Linked DNA regions of Homo sapiens: region 2 is linked to region 1. A link is a loop called in an ENCODE intact Hi-C map of the cell type or tissue named here. Cell type or tissue: PC-9. All regions are shown on one strand. Links, peaks and the distances in the headings refer to the core of each region. The heading gives the core; the rest is flanking DNA.

What was found. Hi-C counts contacts between places; a loop is a spot of excess contacts. Peaks named below come from ENCODE experiments on the same cell type or tissue, not always from the same donor. Only the 100,000 strongest peaks of a DNase experiment are listed, where the experiment ranks them.
Region 2: a loop joins it to region 1, with 5 times the contacts of the local background. A loop is called at or near these places in 5 of 110 quality-filtered maps.

What each region holds. Positions count from the first base shown.
Region 1 is chr9:134,159,329-134,169,519 of GRCh38, reverse strand. It overlaps RNU6ATAC (RNA, U6atac small nuclear), which reads left to right and starts at 4,956; the gene lies at 4,956-5,081. It overlaps LOC124902297 (a long non-coding RNA gene), which reads left to right. Exons shown (of 2, transcript XR_007061834.1): 2 at 758-5,082. It overlaps WDR5 (WD repeat domain 5), which reads right to left. Exons shown (of 14, transcript NM_017588.3): 14 at 9,552-10,191. RefSeq lists enhancers at 5,320-5,559, 4,974-5,939. In PC-9, for the core only: a CTCF peak has its summit at 6,067; DNase peaks (open chromatin) are centred at 5,122 and 5,429.
Region 2 is chr9:134,350,698-134,360,888 of GRCh38, reverse strand. The region is part of intron 1 of RXRA (retinoid X receptor alpha); the gene reads right to left. Among named protein-coding and RNA genes, the nearest start is that of MIR4669, 24 kb to the left of the region's middle. RefSeq lists enhancers at 7,838-8,622, 8,623-9,409, 9,410-10,191. In PC-9, for the core only: a CTCF peak has its summit at 4,692; DNase peaks (open chromatin) are centred at 3,108, 3,728, 4,778, 5,128 and 2 weaker places; H3K4me3 peaks cover 4,594 bases; H3K27ac peaks cover 5,524 bases.

The DNA of each region.
Region 1 (10,191 bases), core at 1,443-9,442:
GCAGAGGTTGCAGCGAGCCGAGATCACACCACTGCACTCCAGCCTGGGTGAGAGCGAGACTCTGTCTCAAAAAAAAAAAGAGTACAGTAGTCCCTGCTTATCTGAGTTTCTGCTTTCTGCAATTTCAGGTACCCACGGTCAATAGTGGCCGGAAACTAGGTGAGCATGGAACACTAGGATATTGTGAAAGAGAGATCACACACACTAACTTTATTACAGCAGTATATTGTGGCAATCGTTCTGTTTATCATTAGTAATTACTGTTAATCTCTTACTGTGCCTAGCTTTATCATAGGTATGTATGTATAGGAAAAAAAAACAGTACTGTATTTCTACAGTTCGGTACAATCCACAGTTTCAGGCCTCCACAGGGGGTCTTGGAAGGTATCCCTGCATCCGGATGAGCGGGGAGTACTTTTCTGTAATCAGAGCCCAAGCAGCTTTCTGCTCTGAATAATCTGGATCACTGCCTGAAGTCATCCATTTAGTGCATATTTGTTGAGTGCTTTCCGGGGCCATACCCATGTGGACATGGATAAGGCTGAATTTGCAGAGCCGGTCTCCAAGCTCTTTGCCTGCAAATCAAGTGGCTGCCACTGGGAGGTGCCCAGAGTGAACTCTGACTGGTCTGGGTTAGGCCAAAGAGCTAAAGCCACTCAGCCTTCCTCCTGCTCTGTCTTCAGCCCTCCTCTTCCCTGCTGTTTTCTTCCCTTCCCAGGCCCCTCTTTTCTCCTACCTGCACTGTTTTCCTTTACAGAACATAGAACACAGCCAGGAGCGGTGCCTCACGCCTATAATCCCAGCACTCTGGGAGGCCAAGGTGGGCGGATCACTCGAGGTCAGGAGTTCGAGACCAACCTGGCCAACATGGTGAAATCCTGTCTCTAGAAAAAACACAAAAAAGTAGCTGGGCATGGTGGCACATGCCTGTAATCCCAGCTACTCTGGAGGCTGAGGCATGAGAATTGCTTGAACCTGGGAGGCAGAGGTTGCAGCGAGCCGAGATCGCACCACTGCACTCCACCCTCAGCAACAGAGCGAGACACCGTCTCAAAAAAAAAAAAAAAAAAAAAAAAAAACACAGAACGCAACCTCACCAGCCTAGAGATCCCATTAGCCAAGACAGTTGAGTAAATGACACATCCCCCAGGCCTCATTTTCATAAGCCCTCCTGCCAACTAATAGGCTTTTTTCTTTTCTTTTCTTTTCTTTTTTTTTGAGACGGAGTCTCACTCTGTTGCCCAGGCTGGAGTGCAGCGGCGTGATCTCAGCTCACTGCAACCTCCCGCCTGGGTTCAAGCAATTCTCCTGCCTCAGCCTCCCAAGTAGCTGGGATTACAGGCACCCGACACCACACCCAGCTAATTTTTTTATTTTTAGTAGAGATGGGGTTTCAACACATTGGCCAGGATAGTCTCAAACTCCTGACCTTGTGAGCCGCCCTTCTTGGCCTCCCAAAGTGCTGGGATTACAGGTGTGAGCCACCACGCCCGGCTAGGCTTTTCTTTAAAGAAAAAAAAAAAGGAATTGTGCAAGTTTATTTAACACAGTATTTCCCAGTTTTCTTCCCTTCTGTCCATGGGACATTTCAAGAGACAACTGGTCACTGAAGCCAATGCCAGGAAATGCTGCTTGAGGGCAAATAACAAAAGCCTTCCAGCTCCCGTTACTAGGGCTGCCAAATTTAGCAAATAAAAATACAGGGCACTCCACTACATTTGAAGCTCAGATAAACAATGAATAAGTTTTAGTATAAGTGTGTCCCATGAAATATTTGGGATATGCTTACAGTAAAACATGACTCATTTGTCTGAGATTCCATCTCAATGGGGCATCTTGTATTCTATGCAGCAGCCCTGCCTGCCTCGACACTTGAGGGGAAAAGCACGCATGGTCCAGGGCTCTGCCAGGGCTGGAAGGGAACCCATGCCCACCCTGCCCATGTCCAGCACTGAGAGCTGGGGGCCGGGTCCCTACCCCACCACTCTAGCAATAACTCATGGGGTGGGCTGGGTATGTTGGCTCATGCCTGTGATCCCAGCACTTTGGGAGACTGAGGCAGGTGGATCACTTGAGGTCAGGAGTTCAAGACCAGCCTGGCCAACATGGTGAAGCCCCATCTCTAGTAAAAATACAAAATTAGCCGGGTGTGGTGGTGTGCGCCTGTAATCCCATCTACTCAGGAGGCTAAGGCCAGAGAATCGCTTGAATCCGGAAGACGGAGGTTGCAGTGAGCCAAGGTGGCACTACTGCACTCCAGTCTGGGAGACAGAGCGGGATCTGGGAGGGCATCCTCTATGCCATGTCTGACTGTAGATCCCCAGGTGGTGACAGGCCCTAACTCCATGAGACGTTCATTTTCCACTATTCGGGATAAGCGTTCAAATTCCTCATGGTTGGAGGAATTCTCCATCTTTGAGACTCCATCTCAAAAAAAAATTGTGTGGTGCCCTTGAGCAAGTTCCTCCCCTCCCTCAGTGTCCGTGTGCAAAAAATGGGAGGGTCAGTAGGCGATCTCATCTTTTCTTATTTCTGGAACTTTCTCTGGATGTAGCCTGATTTCATACAGGAGACTCTAAGAACGGCCCTCAGAAAGTGAGACTTAGGATCCAGTGAGTTATATCCCTGGAGACTCGAGTGGAGTGCAAAGTGTACTCCCCGATGGTGACCACTCTGATTGCCCCGTCCACCTTTCTGCCCCAGGCGCCAGGCACATGGAGCCAGGCCGACTCTTCCTGTGGTCTAGAGACATTTGTGGGCCCCAGAGGGACTTCCAGCGGTTGACATGAGCCATGTGCCCGAATCGGGGCTGAGGGCATGAGTCTCAGGGCAATACCAACACTGATCATGCCTTTGTTCAACAAACACTTTGGGACGCCCTGTGTGCAAGCGCTGGGCTCATCTTGGGATGCAGCAGTCAGCAGGAGACGCAGCGTCTGTCAGAGCCGGAGTTCCAGAGGCACCAGCAGACACAGGGCAAAGCCACCTCCATCCGTGCATCGCAGGCTGTTTCCACGGGTTCTGCGCCAAGTCCGAGAGGGTGCTGTGGCCTCCCAGGTCCTTCCATCCTTGCCCTCCCAACCCTGCAAAGACCCTCTTGCCATCTTCCCTCTTCTTGGGTTACCACTGGTAAGCCTCCTGGGTGATGTGCAGACCTCCGACCTCCACCCAAAGTAAAGACAGGCTGCTATGATGGCGGGACCCAAAGGGCCTCAATGAATACAGATTCCCAGGCCTGACCACAGACCCTGGACTCAGACTAGGGAAGAGGCAAGAATCTGCATTTTAGCAAACCCCGTCCTCGTTGACAACACAGGCAGGTGGGCAGTGCACAGAATGCCGGCTGGGCAGATGCTTGGGCCCCCTGGATCACGCAGATCCCCAAAGCCACCAGTCCTTCACAGTCTGGGCCCCAGGGTGACACCAGGCCTCCCATTGCTGAAGATCACCAGGCAAGCACACCACTCTCAGCCCCCAAGGTCCTGGCTCTGACCTCCAGGCTGCTGCTCCCCACCCCACACCTTGACCGTCATTGCAGGGTGAGCAGTGCCTTCCTCATGCATTTGGTTTCCTATCTGTAATCCAGAGCTTGCCCTGAACCTTCTGGAGAAGACCTGACTCAGGGTGCGGCTGGCCTTCCGCAGCAGTGCCCGGCCCAGCCTGCCAGGTCTCCAGGGAGAGGAAATTAAGGAAACTTAAGGACCTGCCTTAACCTACAAATTCACTTTTGTTTTTTCTAATTAATATGCACAACTGGAAACACACACAACTCAAAAGCTCTGAGAAATGAGTATGGCCATTCCCAGCCCACAGCACACGGCCACCAGGAGTGAGCCACTGAGGACCTCTGTGCTTGTTTGTGCACACATCCATGTGGGCAGGCACATGTGTCTGCATGTGTATACACATATTCACGTGTGTAAACGCGTGTCCACCATCCATGCGTGCACTTGCACGTGTGACTCGTGTGCAGACATGTGCGCGTGTAGACATGGGCGTGTGTACACATGCGTATGTACATACGTGTAAGGACGTGTGTGCACCCATGTATGGACACGTGCATGAATGTGCAGAGGTGTTGAGGGCGCATGTGCATCGCGCGCACAGCGATCATCCTCACCAGGCCGGGTGGTGCCCCAGGCTGTGCAGACCCTCGGGCTCCTTGTCAGGAAGGCCGCGCGTCCCCGGTCCCCGAGCCTCGCAGAGCCCTGCCCATCGAGTCGATGGGAGGGGCCCGGCCTGCGAGGCGCCAGAACAGCCCCGGGGTCCACGGAACGGAGGACGAGAGCAGGACGGGACCGCGCCAAGGCGCCAATACTGACGTTGTAACCTGGAGCCGGAGGACACGCGAGGACGCCAGAGCCGAAACCGGTTCCAGGGCACTCGGCCGTTCTAAGGCTCGAACTCGCCACCCAAGACCACGCAGAGCTTGCGAAAACGGGGCTGAGCCGGCGCGGCGCATGCGCGGGCGGCGTCCCGCGCACCACAGGGTCCTGAACACCCGCAGTTCCCGGGGCAGGGCCGCGTCCGGAAGTCCGTGGAACGGATCTTCCGATCCTTGTTCTCTGATTCGTTACCAACCTTCCACTTCCGTAGACAGTTCTTCCCGCCTTCCGCCGTCTGCTAGGCGTGTCGCCGCAGGAGGTGCGCGCCCGCCCTGTTTTGTTTCCGGGGGAATCTACTTCTCTGAAGGACGCTCGGGACTTCCGTTTGTTCCCCTCAGCTTCTAATTGGCTACTTTTATGAATATATTAGGGCACGAAAAGTGGTAGATTTTTTTCTTACACGTTCAAATTTTAAAAAAGACGATTAATTGAATGCGAACATTTGTGGTTTCCCACTGAACCGTGACATTTTTATAAATGTACCTCCATGGATAGCGAACAAGAAGTCACCCTCACCGAAAGGCGAGTGGAGCTTTCGTCCTTAAATAAAGTGCGCAGGGAAGCCGAGGCGTGTTGTATGAAAGGAGAGAAGGTTAGCACTCCCCTTGACAAGGATGGAAGAGGCCCTCGGGCCTGACAACACGCATACGGTTAAGGCATTGCCACCTACTTCGTGGCATCTAACCATCGTTTTTTTTTTTTTGGTGTTTTGTTTTTTATTTTTCTTCAGACGGAGTCTTATTCTGTCGCCCAGACTGGAGTGCAATGGCGCGATCTCGGCTCACTACAACCTGCACCCCCTGGATTCAAGCGATTTTCCTGCCTCAGCCTCCCGAGTAGCTGGGATTACAGGCGCGCGCCACCACGCCCGACTAATTTTTTTGTAATTTTAGTAGAGACGAGGTTTCGCTATGTTGGCCAGGCTGGTCTTGAACTCCTGACCTCAGGTGATCCGCCCGCTTCGGCCTCCCAAAGTGCGGGGATTACAGGCGTGAGTCACCGCAAAGCCCCGGGGCATTTTTCGTTTTATCTTTTATCTTCTTTCCTTGGGACACGGGCGCGGGTCGCACTTGTGCACGGGCGCGCCGTTCCGCCGCTGCTTGGGGCTTTTCCGTTCATCTTCACCGCCCGTTCTTGGCATTGGGTCGTGTTCGCGTCTCGACACCCGACAGGGCCCGTCTCCCGAGGGCGCCTCGGTCGCCGCATGAGGCACAGGGCGGCTCGGCGGGTTGACGGGCGCGTCCCTAGCATCGCAAACGTTCAGGGCCTGGTTCAAAGCCTGACGGAAGTTTCCGCTCAACATTGATTCATTCACAGAAAACTAAGCACTGGGCACGGCCCGGAGATACGGCAGCTACCGAGCGAAGCCGCTGCCCGGCCGGAGCGCATTCCCGGCCATTCCACAGCCTCCGCCCCGAGCCCCGTGGAGACCCGCTCCAGCGAGCAGGGCGGACGGGGAGGTCCACACCCAAGTCCAGATCCAAGGCGGCGCGAGGACCTCGGAGCCCTGAGACGCAGGGAGGGCCCCGCAAGGTCCCGGGGCTGGAGGGGAGCCAGGGGCCAGGAGAGGGATCAGGGGACGACCCGTTTGGCCCGGGGCCCCAGGGACCTGTGCAAGGACCTGAGCTTCGACCCTCGGCAAGGGCGAGACCTTGGAGAACCTCCCGCAGGGGAGGGACGGGACCGAATGAGCTCAAAGGACATCCCTGGCGGCCACGCTGAGAACAGCCCAGCGGGCAAGGATGGCAGCGGGAAGACCTTCGCGGCTGCGGCGGGGCGAGGCCGGAGGCCGGGTGCGGGCACCATGGAGGGGCTGAGAGCCCTGGGTTCTGGAGAAGATGTGCCAACAGCCGTGGAGGGCAGGGTCAGGGGTAACTGCAGGGTGTCAGTCCCCCTCCGGGGAAGGACGCGGTGCCACCTGCTGAAACAGCCAAGGCTGCGGGAGGCGCAGGCCCCGGGAGCTGGAGGGCCCGGCACTGAGGCCTGGGATGTGGAAAATAGGCAGGCCAAGTGCGCGCCGCTCCAGGGCTCAGGACTGCGCAGTCAGCACACCAGCCACGTTAAAGCCACAGCCTGGCTGCATCCCTTAGGAGAGAGTGGGCCGATCCAGGTGAGGGCTCAGCCTGGAGGCTGGAAACCGCAGCCCAGCTCGCCCCCTGCACCCCGACAATGAAGCTACCAAGCGGCCTTCATCTGTTAGAGCCCCTCCCCTCGGGGTCACCCCATATTCTGGTATTTCCCTCCCCAAAAGACCTTATGGGAACCCTCCCTCCTGCTCACCAAGCTTTTGACAGAAGAGTCGACTATCAGGAAAAACAGAGAGACCTTGAAATAGGCATAAGGAAAAAACCCTTTGCTCAACCTAAGGAGTCTAAGCAGCCATCCAGGTCCTCTCCACCTTTGCTCTTTGCTGTTCATTGTTCACAGCTCGAAATCGTAGGAAGCTCAATGTGCCTGCCCAGTGGGATGTGATTATTACTGTGGATTTTGACCTTTTGCCAGTTTGAATCTATTTGCAATTTGTCTTAGCATTCGTTTCCCTGCGTAAGTGTGGTACTTTCAAGCGGTTGTAACATCTTACAGGTCCCCTCATTAGTTGAGTTACATAAAATCTTTGCCAAGTGGATCTCACCTTTAACAGTACCTGCACCCCCTGCTCCACCACACCTGTCGGGCTTGGTGGTGAGGGTCAGGGTCTCCCCCAAGGGCATGAAATGCCATCTCAGCCCACAGCCCAGGAGCGGGCATCACTCTACTGGGATTCAGCATCCTCTGCCCTTCCTCTGGGTAACCATACCTGATTCTCCTCTTCACTGAGTCTTTCTTTTCTCCTATTTCTCAGAACTCATCCTTGACCCTAAGGTAGCTCCTTGCTGGGACGGTGAATCCACACTGCCAACACCTTACCCCACCGCAGTGTTTTGAGAGCTTCCTTCATGGGCTGAAGAGCAGGATGTGCCAGGATGTGCCACACAGCTTGTTTTCCTAAATGACACAGATAGACCCCACCTGTGCATGGTTTCCCATAGATGGAAACCACCAGAAAGGCACCCCAGAGAGTGAGAATGGCAAGCGTGATGAGAGCATTCGCCTGGCCTGTGTGTCCCCGTGCATCACGTCTGTCATAGGCACAAACTCCTGTATGTTTTTTAACATAGGACTCAAGTAAGGACTGGAAAGATGTTTATCAAATAAAACCAATCTGCTAATGAGTCAGCTGTTTGAACACGCACACAGCACCACCCACCGTGGTGGGTGCATGGAGCATGGCCGGCTGCCTCCCCCACTGCCAGGTTACAGGGAACACAGGAGACAGGAAGATGCTGAACAGCCCCACGGAGACGCACTCAGCAAAACCAGACCAGGAGGCCACAAGATAAACGACCTGGTTTCAACGATACATGGCACAGAAAAAAGAGGGAGGACCTGGCGATTTAAAAAGACTCGAGGGACCGGGCTCAGTGGCTCACGCCTGTAATCCCAGAACTTTGGGAGGCCAAGGCAGGCGGAGCACTTGAGATCAAGAGTTCGAGACCAGCCTGGCAGCATGGTGAAACCCCATCTCTGCTAAAAATACAAAAATTAGATGGGCGTGGTGGGTGGGGGTCTGTAGTCCCAGCTACTCAGGAGGCTGAGGCAGGAGAATCACCTGAACCTGGGAGGCAGAGGTTGCAGTGAGCTGAGGTCGTGCCACTACACTCCAGCCTGGGCAAGAACAAGACGTCTCCAAAAAAAAAAAAAAAAACAGCTAGTAAACTAACCAGATGCAGGTGAAGACCTTGTCTGGTTCCTGATTCCATACACAAGCATACATGTGTATGCATGCATTTGTGCATGTGCACACACATACCCTATGCACACATACCTTGCAGGTACATCTACATACACATACACATACACATGCTGTGGTTTGCTGCACAAATGTACTTGTGTGCACCCATGTACAGGTGTGCACTACATGCATATATATGTGTACACATGCATGTGACGTGTGTATGTGTGTGTATGTGTGTGTATGTGTGCACAGGCACAATTTTTTAAAACATACTAAGACAACGGGAAATCTGAACATCAGATATTCAATTAAATAACTTTAGGGGGGCTGGGTACAATGGCTCACGCCTGCAGTCCCAGCACTTTGGGAGGCAGAAGTGGATCACTGGAGGCCAGGAGTTTGAGACACGCCTAGGCACCACAGTGAGACCCTGTCTCTGCAATAAAAATATTCAAAAATTCGCTGGCCTGCCTGGCCAACATGGCAAAACCCCAACTCTACTAAAAATACACAAAATAGCCGGGCCTGTAATCCCAGCTACTCGGGAGGCTAGGCCCAAGAATCGCTTGAACCGGGATGTGGGGATTGCAGTGAGCTGAGATGGCACCACTGCACTCCAGCCTGGGTGACAGAGTTAAACCCTGTCTCAAAAATAAAAGAATTAGACAGGCATGATATCATGTGCCTGTGGTCCCAGCTACTTGGGAGGCTGAGGTGGGAGGATCACTCGTGTCCAAGAGGTTGAGGCTGCAGTAAGTCATGATCACACCACTGTATTCCAGCCTGGGCAACAGAGCAAGACCCTATCTCAAAAAAAAAAAAAAAAAAAAAAAAAGGCAGGGGGTTGGAGAACTTTTTTGGTATGAAAATGGCATTGTGGTAATAATGCTTCTGGAGACTTGTTTTGAGATACCATGCGTTCACCACTTACATGGTAGAATGTCTGGGATTTGTACTGAAATAACAGGAGGAGCCGATGAACAACGATGAAGTTCCTGCAGCAGGGACAGGAAACTGGGGGGCGCCACACTCTTCACATCTGAAAGCTCCTGTTAGTTTATAACGCATATCCTGGAAGATACGCCCCAGCATGGTGGTGGCAGCAGGACTTTGGAGGACCTCTCCTCATCCGTGCCTACCTGCCTAACACTGTCAGTAATTAGCACACAGGTATATACCTAAGAGTGGAAAAACCAATACAAAATACATAGAATAATTAGCACAAATAGATGACTTTCCTAAGGTTACTGTAAAAACCCAGGACTGTCCTGCGGGGCACCCTGGCTCACCAGACACCACCCCCACCACCGGGGACAAAGCCCCAGGGCGGCCGCCCTCCCACCCCACAGAGACAGCTACGTTTTAAGTTAAGAAATTCTCACCAGACTAAATTAGAAGACATGAAAATTTTTATTTTCAAAAAGAATGTATTTTTACATAAATCTACAACAGAATTCAAATGTAGAAAAAATAAACTATATTCAGGGATACAGCGCTCAGCACAGCACACCCCCTCCCCGGAGTGGGCCGTCCCCCCAGAACAAGACTGAAGGGGCCTCGCCGGCCCCAGGACCCCCACAGCAGGGCAGCCACAGGCTGGCACGCGGAGCTCCCCGTGTCTGTCACAACAGACTGCAAATGCGAGGCGCCCAGACCCTGAGCGTCGAAGACAAAAACCAACCCATTTTCACTGTGGCAACTCACTTCTTAGTGCAGGTCACTCATCCGTACACCTCATCGGAAACAGAGGGGCAGGGGAAACCACAGGATATACATCTCCAGATGCCTCAGATAATCCCCTCCTCACCCCTGCCACTCGAGGACCTCCAGGAGAGCCCACCTGACAAACCCCCCGCTTCCTCCCTGGGCCGGTGCAACCAAAAACCTGCAGGATTCATCCAGGACTCCAGGCCCTGAGAAAGGCAGAGCTGGCTGAGCTCCCCCAGGACTCCAGGCCCTGAGAGAGGCAGAGCTGGCTGGGCTCCGGGGCCAGGGCCCTCTGTAGACCCAGGACCCAAGCTGGCTTCCCAG
Region 2 (10,191 bases), core at 1,517-9,516, 190 kb before region 1:
CAGGGAGCCCAGGGCTCTAGCATCCCCCCAGCAGGCTTCTCCACTACCCACTGGCAGGCCTCGGGGTCCCCAGCTTCAGCCTGCCTGGGGGCAGTCCCTCAATCCAATGAGTCCCAGGAATTGTAAGGGGGCTCTTTATTCCAGGAGATTCTAGCCAGAACTCCTCTCTCTGTGGTCCCAGGTCCTGGATTCACCCCCAATACACGAAGGCCCTGTGGCCACCATGTCCCCCATGCAACGCCAGGCTGAGCAGCCAAAGGGCGCCACTTTCAAAAGAGCCTCCCGCAGACCAGCAAGCGGCAGGTAACCGCGAGCGACCTGCACACAAGTGCGCCGGAAGGGGCGCTGGCACGGCGGGCACTGGCTGCCCACACTGTCTCCTGATACCAGTCCTTCAGAAAGGGAAACGGAGGCTGCAGGCGGCGGGACCAGGGGAAGGATGGGCCTCGCCTGCAGCCACAACAGAGCCAGAGCTCGAACCCAGAACTCCAGGCGTCGGCAAGCCCAGGCCTGGGCACGGCAGGCTCCCGTGACCAGCGGGGTGGAAATGGAGAAGGAACCAGCGCTTCCTGCTCGCTCTGCCCTGCCGCCCGACAGGCCAGTCCGCAGCCTGTCACCGGCTCAGGCAGTGCAGCCTCCAGGGAAGGCAGACACCCAGCCCAGTGCCCCCCACCGAGGCTACTGAGGACAGGTGGCAGCTTCCAGGCCCTGCCCAGGGATCCTGGCCCACCCCAGGCAGGACAGAGCAATCGCGGGGGCCTTAGGTAAAGCCCTGGGGCCCCTCAGCGGCCTCGAAAGCATGGTGGCATCTGTGCCGGGTGGGCCCACTGGGCACGCCACACCTCCACCCTCCGGTTACCGCTCCATTCCCCGCCCGGTCCTACACACCCCTAGCCCAGGGACCCCCGCGGCTCCAGAAGCTTCCCTGTTCCTAGGTGGGGCAAGGAAAGGCCTCTGCTGCCAGGGCCCCATCCCCTCACAGGCCAGGCCCACCCAGAGCCACCAGGCTGCCCAGCATGGCAGGACAATCTCGGGAGCAAAGCCCCTGGGGGAAACGGGCTGGGACCAGGGCCCAGAGCCTACCCAGGACCTTCCAGGACAGACAGGCCACATCCTTGCTGGGAGGGGCGGGGCTGCGTGTCACCTCCCCACCCCGCCAGGGCCACACGTGGCTCCAGGGCCACGCTTCCCCTGCCCTCAGCCTGTGTGTGCTATTTATCCAGCAGAGGGAGGGAGGGAGGGAAAACAATGCAGGTGGCTGATCCGCAGGGGGTAGGTCACACCCCTCCCCGGAGGTCAAGGTAGCCCCTTCCAGCCCTCCCCAGGCGGGCACCCTCACCCTCCAAGCAGGCAAAGCCACAGTGCCCCAGGAATAATGCGATGACTTATGGAATTGATGTTCACACCGAGGTGAGGGCGCACCCGGTGGAGAGGATGAGGAAGGGTGGGAGGCACGAGGCAGAATGGAGCCTGGGAAGGGAGGGGAGGTGGGCTGGGGCACACCTGCAGCCATTAATTAGCTCGTTATTGCCAGATAATTATCTCCGGGGCCTCCAAAGCTTTCGAAGCCCACTTCAGAGCCGCCGGCGGCAGCAGCACACCCATCTCACAGCCAACGCCTGAGGACCCCAAAGGCAGGTGGCCCTGGCTCTGCCTCAATTTCCCCAGCTATTCAGTGGAGTGAGTGTTCTTTATATCTCACTCTCCGTGCCCTCAGATGTGAGCAGGGGACCCCAAAAGCAGGAAGAACACCTCTGCCTTCCTCAATTTTATAGACAGCAGGTCTGGAAGCTTCCTCCGCCCCTGGCTACACCCTGGCCTTCCTCTCGGCCTCTCCCACACGGCAGCCCCCAGCAGCTGTTCCATGAATGCTCCCTGGACCCTGTTGAGCCTTCCAGAACTGGGCATGGGGTAGGAGTGGGCGCAACGCTTAATGAAAATCCCCTGCCACGTGGGGCTGTTGGCCCCAGAGCTCCGCCTGCCCTTCCCCTGAGCCCAGCAGCAGGCCCCGGGGACTCCTGGCCCTCTGCCCACAGCCCTCACCACCCACATGAGCAAGCAGCACTTACATAGGCCAGGCTCAGACCTGCCAACGTTCCCAAAGCCAGCACACCCCATTGAGACCCCAGCCGGGGCCCAGGCCTGCCCTGGAAACTGCTTGTCTCAGGCAGGGTCCAGGGGCTCTGCCCAGTCCTGCAGACGACCAGGGAGGGGCGGGGAGGGGAGGGCAGGGCCTAGGGCAGTGCTGCTGGGCTGGAACAGCATCCAAACAGGAGCCTGGAAAGCAGGTCCCAGACCTCTGGGGAAGTCTCTGGAACAAGACCTTGTCAGTTCCTGGGTGGCACCCACAGGGCCAAGTCCAGACCCTGCACAAGGCCTCTGAGGACTGCACAGGCTCAGCTACTGACCTCCCCATTACAGGCCCCGGAACTCTCCCAGCTCTGGGCCTTTGCATATGCTGTTCCCCATATGTTCCCTGTTACCTCCCCCAGGAAGCCCTCCCTCCAGCTCCACCCTACCCAGGCTGAGGGAGGCCTGTTGGCCCTGAGCTGTGGCTCCTGCCTGCCTGCCTGCCTGCCTGCTGCCGGAGGAAAGTGGATGGTGGCGGCCTAACAGGACTGGTGCCCATCTCCTGGCTCGTGAGCCAGAGCCCTCCAGCAAGGGCCCAAGGACTGTGCAGGCAGAACTCGGTGTTTCCACTCTGTCCTGCACGGGCTCACGCCTGGCTCCGTCCTCGGCAGGTGGCCGGGGCCTGGGTGGCACACCCAGCAGCAGCCCTCTTGGAAGCGGCCCACGGCCTCCCGTGGAGATGGTGCTGCAGGAGCCAGCCCTCGGGCCAGCGAGCAGCAGGGATGTCGGGGAGCACAGTGGGTACGCCTCTCATCCCATGTCCCCGTGTTCTGTGGGGGCACCCCAGGCCCCAGGCGGGATGCTGCCCTCCTCCTCCTCCTCCTCCTCTGCTGTGGCTCCTCCCCTTGCCCACAGGGTCCGCTGTAGACTGCCCCCATGGCCTCACCCTAGGATCAGACAGTGTGAAGGTTGCCAGGGAAAAACCAATAAACAAACTTATGAAGAAACCGTGATTTACACATAATTTTCTAAGAACACGTAATTTCCCGGGTGCTCTGCCCCGAGGGTGGCCAATTCTGCTTACCTCTGGTGCATGTTTGTGTTCTGGAAGGTTCTGGGTAACATATCTGACTGGTTAAGCAGGGCATTCCCTAGCAAAGACCTCGCCTTTCTGCTTGGGACTGCACAAACCACAGCCGAACCCTTGGCCTCGAACCCAGGGCCAAGGCTCTCTGAGGGGCTGACTCAGGTCTGGGGGTCTCCCACCCTCCACCCACGACTCCCCCACTGTGCTCGTGGCGTGGACAGTCCTCGTAGACATACGGACCTCACCAACTCCACATCCCCCAACCCCCTGCACAGGCGAGAAATCTGAGGCCCACAAAGCGCCTGACTTCACGCGGCTACAGCAGAGGGGCCAAGGTGCGAATCAGCTCTGTGCAATCCCCTGCCCCTGGCCCTGAAAGTCCCCTTTTCCCAGTAACCTGCAGGGAGCCCAGGTGAGGATGCGGGAGGCTGCAGCCCGCTCAGCAGCGAACTCTGGCCAGGTTTCTGCTCCGGGCTCTGGAGAAGGGCCCTCCACCCGGGGCAGGAGCCAAACCTGTCCAACCGCCCTAGACGCCTCAGTGCCTGGGCAACTATCTGCTCCATCGAATTTCTCAACCCACTCAGAGCAGGCAATTGCAACAGGCTGCGGAGACACAGATAAGGAGATTCAGGGTGTGGGCTGGGTGGGTTTGGGGGTGGATTTTTTTCTTTTCTTTTGTTCTGCTTCTGCCCTGGCTATGCCTTCACGCCTCCCCGGCTCTGCCTGGGGGCCTCTGAGCTTCCTGGGGGTGCCCAGCACTGGGCATGGGCATGGGCCTTGGGCCACCTCCAGGGCTGCTGAGGCTGGGAGACAGGCAGGGTGCGGAGGTGTCGGGAGACACTTTCTACCAGGGCCATCGAGGGTGGTGGCTGAGCAGGGCCTCAGGCAGGGTGAGGCTGGGGCAGGGCAGGGGCCCCCACCTGGGAAAACCACCCTTTCCCAACACTTTGAGGCACAGGTGCCACCAGAGAAGCTTGTCACCTTCCCCTCCATAGCAGGACAACGGTGAGAACACTCGTCCTCCCCTGCAGGCAGCCAAGGATGGCTAATCCAAGAGCCGCTGAGCAGGACGGCCACCGCAGTGCTAGCATACAGTAGGTGCTCAGTGCACCGGGCCATCTCTTGGTGATAAGACACACTTCTGGGCAAGGCACGGACCTTCTCCAGCCACGGACCTTCCCCAGCCTCCTGTGTCAGCAGGAAGGGCCTCCATCCCGCAGACCGTGCTGCTCTATATACCCCGAAAGCCCTGGTGGGCATTGCAGGAGCACAGGCAGCAACTCCTGGCTCCCCGGCCCGGCCAGCATGCAATCCCCAGCCCAAGGCCATCCCAGGTGTGTTCCCGGTGGGAGCTAAACAATGGCTCCCCCTTACCAAAATCCAAGGTAGAAACTCTTCCCCGCTTTTTACCAATGAGGAGAGCAAGGCTGAGGTTGATGAGGTGACCTACCCAAGGCCCCAGAACTCCCCCAGGGAGAGTCACCTACGAGAGCCTGACACAGTTCCCCTCCCTTGCAGGGCTGGGGCAAGGAAGCCAGGTGAGGGTGAGGCAGCTTCCCCAAAGGCCCCACCCTGCTCCACCTGGCAGGGGCAGGAGGGAAGGACATGCCAGCAGAGTCCATGCTTTTCCAGGTCACCAGGGAAAGGAGGCCTGGCCTGAGACAGGCCCAAGCCAGATCCCACAGTGAGGGCGTCGTGGAAGCACCTCCCTGCCGCTACTCTTGGCAGTCTGGGCCCAGCGGCCATCCCGAGGGCAGGGAGCTGCCCCCCACCCCCTCAGCTGCCCTCCCCCAGGGCTTGTCTGACACCTGGGCGCAGACCCTGACCTCCTCAAAGCCTCTGACCCACTGAGAGGGTACCTGCGGAGCTTTCCGAAAAATGCAGACTCCAGGGCAGGGTGAGCCCAGGGCCCTGGGAGGAATTCTCCTGCACAGCTGCAGGTTGCACAACGGGCCAGGTCCCTACCTGCCTCCAACGTGTGGCAAGGCTGCGTTCCAAGCTGAACACTCCAGAGGAGCAGGCCCAGGACCTCCCCCACCCAGCGGGGGTGCACACAGCTCCCCGGCCTCTGGGTCCTCAGCCTGGCTGCAGAGGGCAGCTTTGAAAACCTGTCTGTGGACAGTGGTGCCCCTCCCTGCCGGACTCTACTGCCCCACCCCTCCACTGTAATTCTGAGCCACTGCCTCTCCCTCCCAACCCACCCTGAGAAGTGAAGCCCAGGCAAGGAAAAAGTAACCAAAAATAACAACTAGCAGTTCCCGGCGCTGACTGAGCTGCAGGTGAGCTCTGTCAGCTTCATCTCTGTTCACCCTCCCAGCTTTTCGGAGACCAGCATATCAGGAAACTGAAGCTGGGAAGGAGTCGGGGGATCTGTCCAAGGGTCAGGCTGCTTTTTACTGTTTGCTGTTCAGTTAACAGTGCCTGGCCTGGCCGGGGAGCGCAAAGAGACACAGAGATGCCCATGCCGGGCCCAGGCACACTAGGTACTTCTCATACACCTGGCACCCACAGCACAGCTTCTGACAACTGGGCCTGCATTTCCCACAGGTGAGGACAAACGCCAGCAGAGATGTGCCTGCAGAGATGGGGTGGCCCAGCCCCAGCCCCACCTTGAACCCCAAAAGCCAACGTGGGCAGAATTGGAGCTGAGCCACCGCATCCCTGCAGGAGATGGGATGTATATGCCTCCTGGGATCATGGTCCTGACCACTTCTAGACCAGAGGCCCTGCTCATGCAGTCTCCCAGAGCCCCTCTGCTCCAGACACCCCAGAACTCCAGGACAGGCTCCCTGACTCCCAACCACGGCTTCCCAGTGGCTTCTCAGTCCCTCCATCCCTAAGCCAGCTCCACTGGCTCTTAGGGGACTGGGAGTGCACAGGCCTATGGGACGGGGAGAGGCAAATCCAGGACGAGGACAATTGCAGCCTGGGGAGCCTGGAGGGCCAAAGACAGCGGAGGCAGGTTTGGCCCAGATCTGAGACTTCGAGCAACAACACGGCCTCTGAACATTTCAGTCTTACAGCGAAGGCCAGTGCACAGCACAGCTGCAGGAGGAACCCTGGGAATGCCCGGCCCAGGCCATCTCCACCAGCAGGGCTCACCCTGGGGCACAACAGAATCACCAGGGAGCCCTGGTGCCCAGGCACCACCCCCACGGCTGCCGATCTGATGGGTCTGGGGTGTGGCCTGGGTACCAGGAATCTTAAAAGCTCCTCATCTTCAATAGTGCCTGATGGGCAGCCCAGGTGAGACCCACTAAGCCACGGCAGTGTGGGGCTGGCTCCAACCCGGGTGAGTTCATTCGTTCCACCACCACACACGCACCGACCACCTCCTCACGCCAACACTGTCCAAGGAGGGGGACCCAGAAGAGCCAGCAGTATGGGCAGAAAATTCTGCAGAAGTCACAGTGAAAACACACGCAGCTGCGGTACTAAGCTCCCGGTAGAAGGGAGACATTAGATTAGCCGCAGAGACCGCAGGGCCAGGATGGGAGCACTCGGCACGCAGAAGTGCCCCACAGCCCTCCTTGCAGACATCACCAATCCACCAACCCACCTTCCCTGCTGGTGCCTGCTGGGACCCAGGCACCCCATCCCATCCGTCAGAAGAGACACAAAGGCTGGAATGCACCTCTAGGCTTTCCCAGGCATGGACCTAAGTGTTATTTTATGGTGGCAACAGTGAAGTCTAGGCTCCGTCTTTGCCTCTGCCCCCTTTCCCCAGGAGCTTGTGGCCCCCTCCATCCGCAGTGAACAGCTACCAGGCACCCTTAGCTCTCATCCACCCACAGTCCCATCACCACCAGCCTTGGGGACACGTTCCCCAAATGCAGCCAGGCTGTCCGAGCTCACCGCCAGCAGGGCTCGTGGATGAGTACGGCTGCTGGAGTCCCACCAGATTCTCAGCCTGAAGTCAGGTACACACCCAACAGGCACGGCCCCAACGGGACATCCCAGGCCTGGAGGCCAACCAGGCCCATGGGTAGCATGAGGAGACAGCAGTTCCCTCTCCTGCCTGCCAGGGCCTGGCACCCCCACCCCAAGGGCACCTCTGCCCTGCCACCCTGGGGAAAGCAGGAGGAGGCAGAAAAGCTGCCAACGTCCTCCCCGCTAGCTGTGGGGAGAAGCAGTGTTGGAGGTACAGGGGCTCGTGGACTCGTGGGGCCGTGGAAGCTGCTGGGGCACCACTGGGCAATGAACACGCCTTTGAAAGTAAGTGACGGTTTGCTCAAAGTGAAGGATGCCTGTGGCCGGGCCACATGACGGGACACCAGCTTAATGTGCATACACGTGCGGTGTACATGCATGGGGCCGTGCACACACATGCACACATGTGCACTCACCACCTTCCCAGACCACCTGCCTTCCCACTCTCCAGTATGCTGGCCCAAGGCCTCCTACAACCATGGGCCATCAGAGATCCCACCTCTGCACACCAGGGATACCCCTGAGAAGGACTCCAGGAAATCCACCGAAGAAAACAAGCCCACCTCCTCCACAGCCGGGAGAGCTCAATTTGCTGTTTGCTCTTGTTTCAAAAGTAAAAGTTGGGATTCTTCCTCAAGCCCCAGAACCTCCCAGTTATGGGCCTGCCCCTCCCAGCCACACCAGCAGCCCCAGCCCCTCCTCCCCCCTCCAGAAGGGGACCCTGTACCTGGGGTGGCTCATCCCCCCAGCCTGCACCCCCAGAGGCCAGCCCAGAGAGCACAGGTGGTGGGAGGGTGTCAACAAACGTCACAGCCCCCAGCTGGCTTTCCAAGTGGGCACCAGAAGGCAGGGCCAAGTGTCCCCAAGGAGAGAAGAGCAGGCTGAGGACGTACTTCCTCACACCAAGGAAGCAGGAGAGAACTCCCATGTCTCCAGGGCTCCTGATTCCCTGCCAAAGAGAGACCCAAGAGCCCTGGATGTCCCCAAAGGGAGACCGCTCCAACCTCAAGCGAGACCCAACACAGCCCAGACAGGCATGCGAGCCGTCAGCTGTGGAGCCCGCCCCATGCTGGCCCCCACACTGCCCGCCCCAGATAGTCCCAGGCAAGCCCTGACCTCGTTTCCTTGGGGCAGCTGACCCTCTGTGTCAAGCCAGCACCCCGGGAGCTGCAGGGCTCAGCCAGGGTGCATCTTCAGTCCCACCAAAGGAAAGCGGGGCCAGCAGGAGGCTGGGTGGTCCGGACAGACGCCAGTTCCCACACAGTCTGCACACTGCCGGGTGACCACTGCTGCCCACTGCTGGGCAGGGGCGAGGCAGGGAGGGCAGGACAGCCCCACCAGGTCCTGTGCTGCCCACCTGGGGCCTAGAGCAGGGCCCCTGCTCAGAAGCAGGGAAGGATTGTGGCCCCTCCGGCTTCCTCATGCCCCAGACTCATCCAGGGTCCCCGAGGCAGCCCCTTCCCGTACTCACCCTTCAGACACCTGAGGGGATGGCCAGACACCACCTCCCTGCTCCCCTCCCCTCGCCCTCCAAGCACCTCCACAGGGTTTTCCAGGCACCCCAGGAGGCGCAGAGTCAGTCTGCCCCTTTCCTCATCTCATCAGGCACCATCAAACCCACAGGGGCTCCTGGGCCGCGCTGTCATCCTCATCCCATGCCCAGAACCCTCCCCTTGCTGCACCCCAGCCCGACTCTGCCTTCGACAGCCTCTGACTCCCGCAGCCTGTGCAGCCTCGCTCCCTCCCCGGGCTGCCCCGAGCCGCCCTCTGGCTCCAGCACCATGACCCATGCAGGCAAACTTGGTAGGACTCTCAACCTCAGCCCCCAGGCCCTTCTGGTCCCAACACACATATGCCACATGCACGCACACGTGCACACAGAACAGAGCACCCATCTGACCCAACACACACTGGCACACCCCACGCCCCGCCAGAGCCGCAGCTGCTGCGTGGCCTCCATAAATCTCTCCGAGGCCCCGCACACCCGCCTCTGATCAACCCAACTCCATGTCATTCACCTCGCGTTCTGATGGTTAAAAACAAGTTCGCAGCAGCGGATTGGTTATTACATCTCGGCCTTAATTAAAGAGGGCCGCAGAACGGCATTTTAACCAGCAATGTCATTTTCTAATTGACGCAGCTCCATTATCAAGAAAAATACTCAAACCGGCCTGAAACGGAGCCGGCACCCTCCTCCACCCTCCCGGGGGAGCAGGGAGGTTCAGCTTCAATTTTTAATCTGCTGATGAAATATTCACAGGCCAGGGAAGGGATTGCGTTTCCTGAGGTGAAGGATCCCTGCCCTATTGGGGCTCCCCACATGGGAAGACGCAGAGTTTAGGGTGCTGGGGTCAGGACTGTCTGGAGGAACAGAGCAATGCAGGCAGGGACTGGAGACCAGCCTGCCTCACAACCAGCCTGCCGGGCCCGGGACCACCACTTTGCCCTCCCCTCTGCCCGCTGCTGGCATAGGGCCCCTTTCGAGTGACCTCCCGACTGCCCCTTCTCTGAGGAGGACGCTGCAGCCCACAGGGCCAGGCACTCGCCCAAGGCCTCCTGTGATTTCCCGCCGGGCCTCCTAGCCCCAGACCTGCCACCTCTTCAGACTCTGCGGGCTCCAAGCCTGGCCTGTGTGGGAGAAGGGGGCCCCAACATTCTGATTTCCTAAGCAAAGCATTCAGAGGGCTCAGCCCCCTGCAGCCAGCGCTTCCTCACAATGCGGTGTTTGTACCTTGAGGCCACACGCACTTCCCATGAAGTCTGAGGCCGGTGCTCCATGTTATAGGAAAGGACACTTAGGCAGGTGAGGGATGCTCAGCCCCCCCTTGCTGAGGCACAGGGCCTCTTGTGGGTGCTGGACAGGTGGCCTCCACACCATCACACAGCCGAGGTGCTGACGTTGGCCCTGGGTACAGATGAGGACAAGGCGGCAGGGGAGGCACCATCCAGGCCAGGCCGGCCCCAGGCTCAGCCGCTCAGCCCCTCGAATGCATCTCCTCGTGCAGTGGGGACAGGTGGGGAGGAAAGCAGAGCCACTGGCCCAATCCCCACCCCCACCCACCTCGGCAGAAGGCATGAGAATGCCCCAGATGGAGCTGCTCCTG